Regions from separate parts of the Homo sapiens genome. Here region 1 is linked to region 2. Evidence: read pairs that join two places in POLR2A ChIA-PET (ENCODE). Cell type or tissue: CD4-positive, alpha-beta T cell. All regions are shown on one strand. Each heading gives the region's core, and the rest is flanking DNA. Links, peaks and the distances in the headings are about the cores only.

The links. ChIA-PET counts read pairs that join two places held together with the same protein. Peaks named below come from ENCODE experiments on the same cell type or tissue, not always from the same donor. Only the 100,000 strongest peaks of a DNase experiment are listed, where the experiment ranks them.
Region 1: POLR2A ChIA-PET joins it to region 2 with 10 read pairs; 2 of 35 experiments call an interaction of 5 or more read pairs at or near these places.

Annotation. Positions count from the first base shown.
Region 1 is chr10:43,421,762-43,424,667 of GRCh38, forward strand. LINC02916 (long intergenic non-protein coding RNA 2916) reads left to right here. Exons shown (of 2, transcript NR_186397.1): 2 at 1-1,641. Among named protein-coding and RNA genes, the nearest start is that of LINC02916, 2.6 kb to the left of the region's middle. In CD4-positive, alpha-beta T cell, for the core only: no CTCF peak of the experiment used is centred there; no DNase peak of the experiment used is centred there.
Region 2 is chr10:42,985,572-42,988,477 of GRCh38, forward strand. No RefSeq gene overlaps it. Among named protein-coding and RNA genes, the nearest start is that of LINC01264, 5.5 kb to the left of the region's middle. RefSeq lists an enhancer at 2,094-2,739. In CD4-positive, alpha-beta T cell, for the core only: no CTCF peak of the experiment used is centred there; no DNase peak of the experiment used is centred there.

The DNA of each region.
Region 1 (2,906 bases), core at 94-2,593, 440 kb after region 2:
CCTGAATGACCATTTTATAGATGCTGGGAAAAAATTGTATTAAAGACTATGAGTTAGCTGGGCTTGGTGGCTCACGCCTGTAATCCCAGCACTTTGTGAAGCCAAGGCGGGAGCATCGATTGAGCCTAGCAGTTCAAGACCAACCTTGGCGGCATAAGCGAGACCCTGTCTCTACAAAAATTTTAAAATTAGCCAGGTGTGGTGGTGTGCACCTATAATCTTAGCTACTTGGGAAGCTGAGGTGGGAGGATTACTCAGCCTAGGAGGTTGAGGTTACAGTGAGCTGGGATCACACCACTGCCCTTCAGCCTGGGTGACAGAGCAGGACCCCGTCTCTTAAAAAAAAAAAAAAAAGTGGTGGACTTTGTTATCCTTATGCATATGACTCATCAATATATCTGTATTTCCATATAGAAAGAACACTTAGACCGGGCACAGTGACTCACGCCTGTAATCCCAGCACTTTGGGAGGCCAAGGCTGGCGGATCACTTGAGGCCAGGAGTTCCAGACCAGCCTGGCTAACATGGCAAAACCCTGTCTCTACTAAAAAATACAAAAATTAGCCTGGTATGGTGGCACACGCCTGTAATCCCTGCTACTCCGGAGGCTGAGGAATGAGAATAGTTTGAACCTGGGAGGTGGAGGTGGCAGTGAATCAAGATTGCTTCACTGCACTCCAGCCTGGGCGACAGAGTGAGACTCCATTTCAAGAAATAGATAACTAAATAAATAAAATAAAAGAGAACACTTAGAAAGGAACATGCTATAGCAAACTAAAATTATAGATGTCAAAAATTTAATCTGGATTACCCAGCATCTCCTATAAGAAACAAAGGGGCCCTCTCCCTCTCCCTCTCCCTCTCCCTCTCCCTCTCCCTCCCCCTCCCTCTCCCTCTCCCTCTCCCTCTCCCTCTGATGCCGAGCCAAGGCTGGACGGTACTGCTGCCATCTCGGCTCACTGCAACCTCCCTGCCTGATTCTCCTGCCTCAGCCTGCCGAGTGCCTGCGATTGCAGGCGCGCACCGCCACGCCTGACTGGTTTTCGTTTTTTTTTGGTGGAGACGGGGTTTCGCTGTGTTGGCCGGGCTGGTCTCCAGCTCCTAGCCGCGAGTGATCCGCCAGCCTCGGCCTCCCGAGGTGCCGGGATTGCAGATGGAGTCTCGTTCACTCAGTGCTCAATGGTGCCCAGGCTGGAGTGCAGTGGCGTGATCTCGGCTCGCTGCAACCACCTCCCAGCCGCCTGCCTTGGCCTCCCGGAGAGCCGAGATTGCAGCCTCTGCCCGGCCGCCACCCCGTCTGGGAAGTGAGGAGCGTCTCTGCTTGGCCACCCATCGTCTGGGATGTGAGGAGCCCCTCTGCCTGGCTGCCCAGTCTGGCATCCAGGCAGACTGGATTAGGCAGTGGTTAAGAGTCATCACCACTCCCTAATCTTAAGTACCCAGGGACACAAACACTGCGGAAGGCCAAGGCCGCAGGGTCCTCTGCCTAGGAAAACCAGAGACCTTTGTTCACTTGTTTATCTGCTGACCTTCCCTCCACTATTGTCCTATGACCCTGCCAAATCCCCCTCTGCGAGAAACACCCAAGAATGATCAATAAAAAAAAAATAAATTAATTAAAAAAAAAAATTTAATCTGTTATTTGTTACTGGAATATGTTCATTCTTGCACTTGGGACTAGAGTTAAGAGTATTTTAGAAATTGCAAACCAAATAATGAAGCTCCCATGTAGATCTGACTCAGAAAAACACAGAACACTGTGCGGAACACCATCCCTTTTCTCACCTTATACCCCTATTCTACCTCCTCCATCCCTGGAAACAAGGCAACAGTCCTCTTTTGTAGTTACACAGTACCTTGCTTTAGACATTCTAACTGCCTTCATCCTCTCAAAACTAGATAATTTAGGTAAGACTTAAGAAGTTTCAGACTGCTGGCCGGACACGGTGGCTCATGCCTGTAATCCCAGCACTTTGGGAGGCCAAGGTGGGCGGATCACCTGAGGTTGGGAGTTCATAGACCAGCCTGACCAACATGGAGAAACCCTGTCTCTACTGAAAATACAAAAATTAGCTGGGCGTAGGAAATGTATATATTTCCATAAAGTATTGAGTCTTCTGTTTAATCACATCAGTAGGAATCTAAAAGCAATTTTGGATTTTTTTTTTTTTTTTTGAGATGGAGTCTTGTTCTGTCACCCAGGCTGGTGTGCTATGGTGCAATCTCAGCTCACTGCAACCTCCGCCTCCCGGGTTCAAGTGATTCTCCTGCCTCAGCCTCGTGAGTAGCTGGGACTACAGGTGCGTGCCATCACGCCCAGCTAATTTTTGTATTTTCAGTAGGGATGGGGTTTCACCATGTTGGCCAGGATGGTCTTTATCTCTTGACCTCACGATCCGCCTGCCTTGGCCTCCCAAAGTGCTGGGATTACAGACATGAGCACCGCACCTGGCTAATTTTGGAATTTTTTACAAAAAAACTAGATTTTGTTTCTGCTGCCACAAATATTAATTATTCCTACTCAAAAGCCTGGCAGCTGTCTGCCCACTGCTGTGTAGAACATATTTATGTGATCACTACTTCGCATGGTAACTCTGAGAGATGGGTGGTTTTATCTCTCGGAGGGACTTGTCCAATGTCATAGAAATACATTATACAGCCAGACTTGATTGTACAAGGCCCAGATATGCATGGATTTCGCTTACCATGGTTTTGTTAAGTAACATCAGTCTCCCAACAACAGGGTTCAAATATCAGTTACTACAGTATGTTAAGTATGAGCAATTACATAAAATATAAACTTCGTTGCCAGCTCGTCAGTGCACAAAGCACTGTGAATAACAAATGTACATGATCAGTGACAAGTTGCGTAATTTCTTTGAAAGTCTGTTATTTCGTTCACTCAT
Region 2 (2,906 bases), core at 164-2,663:
CTGAGCCATGTGGACACCTGGGGGAGATCATGCCAGGCATGGGGGACGCCAGTATCGAGGCCCTGGCTAGGGGTCCCTGGTGGATCAGTGAGGTGCCCAAGAGAGCAGCACATGGCTGGAGCAGTGGCACAGTGGGTTCTGACTTACATCTCAGGAGAATCCTGTTGTCTCGGGCAGAGAACAGGAGGACAGGCTGCAGTGCTGGTGGACAGGAAAGTGCAGAATGGGCCACTGCAGAGATGCAGCAGGTGGGCAGGAGGTGAGGGGTCAGATTCTGGGACCACGGGAACTGCTGGTGCGTGGGGTGAAGGAAATGAGAGAAGCCAGCACCCAGGGAGACGCCAGGACCTGTGGCCTGAGAAACTGGGAGTGCAGGGCTATCATCAGCTGGAGTGGGGCGAGGGCAGGCCTATGGGGAAGGAAATGGGGACAAGTGCCTTTTGAATACCTACTGGATGTCCAGGTGGACTTGTTTGTAACTGGACATTGTGAGCCTGACCTGAGGTTCCTGCCCTGAGCCCCCATCCCCGGCCCCCTTGCAGGGTCAGTGAGGCACGAGCACAGGGGTCAGTCCTAGGGACCCAGGCCTGGCCCTCAGGGGTAACTGGTGCCCATGTTGCCCTCAAGGGCTGTCCCCTGGTCTTGGAGAACATTCCCTGAGAGCTGTCCCCTGGCCAAGGGGAAGTGAGGGACACACTAGTGCCTCTCATGATACCTTGGCTGGAGCAGGGGCTTGGAGGGGCAGCCTGGGGCCCTCAGGTTCCTGCTCCCCACCCCATGCATCTCAGCCCTTCACTCCCAGGGAAGCTGCTGCATGCCTTCCCTAGAATCTGTCCCACAGGGGGTGAACTCCCTGCCTGTCACCACTGTTGAAGGATGACTTTTCTTCTCTCCACAAGCCAGGGAATTAATTCATGCCATCTATTTTACTGAGTCGGATCAAAGGTTGTCAAATTCCTTCACCCACTTAATGATCTGTAATATACCCTTCCATTTCCTGACCAGGCTATTAGATAAAATAGAATTCATAATGGCCTCCTGGCAGCATCTGTGCACCTGTGTACATGTGCAGGGTCAGTCAAGAGACCCTAGGATCTGCTCAGCCAGGATGTATCTTTTTTTCCAAGAGATTCTGCAAATCTCAATCCATATGGGGCTTTTAGTGCCAAACATACTCTATGGTCTGTGTGAGGCTGAAAATATATGACTCACGAGTCACCACTGCCCTTGCCCTGTCCGTGGTAGACATTATTAATCAATTACAGGCACTCTTCACCACTGAGCTCAGATGTAGCTCCTTCCACAGCCATCACACATGATACATGTCCTGGCCGGGGCAAGGAAACCTCCTGACCATCCAGATGAGAGACATTAATTGATGCTGCTCACCACACTGTTGTTTCTCCTTTTTTTTATGTGTACGGTGGCCTCTGAGCAGGGGTAATATGAGGTGACCAGGATCCCCCCGCTGAGCCTCCTGCAGGCTGCTTCAGTGGGCACAGCCCATGATCCTACTCCACAGTCAGGAATGAGCACCCCAAACCTGCCAAGCTCCCACCTCACAGGAGGTCTATTGTGTCAGCCTCCTGAGCTCCTAGGCATGAAAGCACCTTGCTGGACAAAGGCAGGGATTGCTAGCAGGCAGCAGCACACAGGCGATCATGGGAAGACCCGGGGCCCTGCCCGATCCACCACACACCCACACACCAGTCATGCTCCATCCTGTCACAATATCAAAGAGGAAGCATCAAGGCTGACAGCCACAGCTGAAAAGAGCTGTGCACAACCGCCACCTTGGTCCCTGTGAGGGGTCTGGTCACTGGCCTGACGGTGACACCTTCTCGGGGTACAGAGTCCCAGACTCCCTGTTGTTCCTGTCTTGGGAGCAGTATTGGCGCTGGCCTCAGGCCACCTGGGCCTCTCCACTCCCTTCTCCCCTAGCAGGCCTCTTGCTCAGAGCTCCTACGAGGTCTCCTCTCCCAGCTCCTCTGAGCTGGGCTGCAGGCTGGGTGTGTAGAGAAGAGCAGAGGAGGCTGGGAGAGCTCCCTGAAGTCACGTTACTGTCTGCTCAGCTCAGAGAGAAGAGCTTCAGAGACAGGGAGGACTGAGTTCAAAGGGAAGCCCTGGGGCTGGAGGTGACCCTACCTGGCTGCCGCAGAGGACTAGCCACATGCCTGCCACATGCCAACCATCGTCCCCTGTCACTGCAGCCTCTGTCATGTCAGCCTTCAGCTCCCTGGAGCAGTGAGGCGGGCTGTCCTCGCCCCTGCCTCGACCTGAGCCTTTTAAGCAAATCAGCAATGTAATTATTGATCTGTAAAAGAAAAGGAATTAATATGGCCGCCCACATCCTTTGTACATAAGAGTATTTAACAATGAACTCTGCTTAAACTTCATAAAAGCCTCTTCAGCAAATCAGCACAGAAGTATCGATCTGGAAGCTGGCCTGTGAATTCCAGCTGACTGCCTCTCCCACTGAAGGACCATTACTTGGTCTTACCGAATCTCCTCTCTCCATTTATGGCTGGGCGCTTCCTCCTGGGACGCTTCTGCTGCCTCTCCACAGGGACTGAGCTGCCCAGTTTTGCTGATCCTCCCTTTTCCTGGAGTCCAGCGTATCGACTGGAGAGAGTACTGGGGAGGTGCTCTTGGTTGGGGCTCTGCAGCCACCCTGGGCCTAACACCCCAGGCTCAGGCCTGCCCTAGAGACCCTTGGTCACCCTGCTTTTCATGGAGCAGAAGCTGGGGTACTCGGTGTGCACCCTCTTGTTCACCCTCCCAAATGGGCATTCTTGCTTCACCTTGCAGGGTCACCCAGATGCTGGGGGCTGGGGCCAGCCTTCCAGCCAATGGCTGAGCGCTTTCCTTCTCAGATATGTGAGTTGGGGCTGGCATCACCCACAATG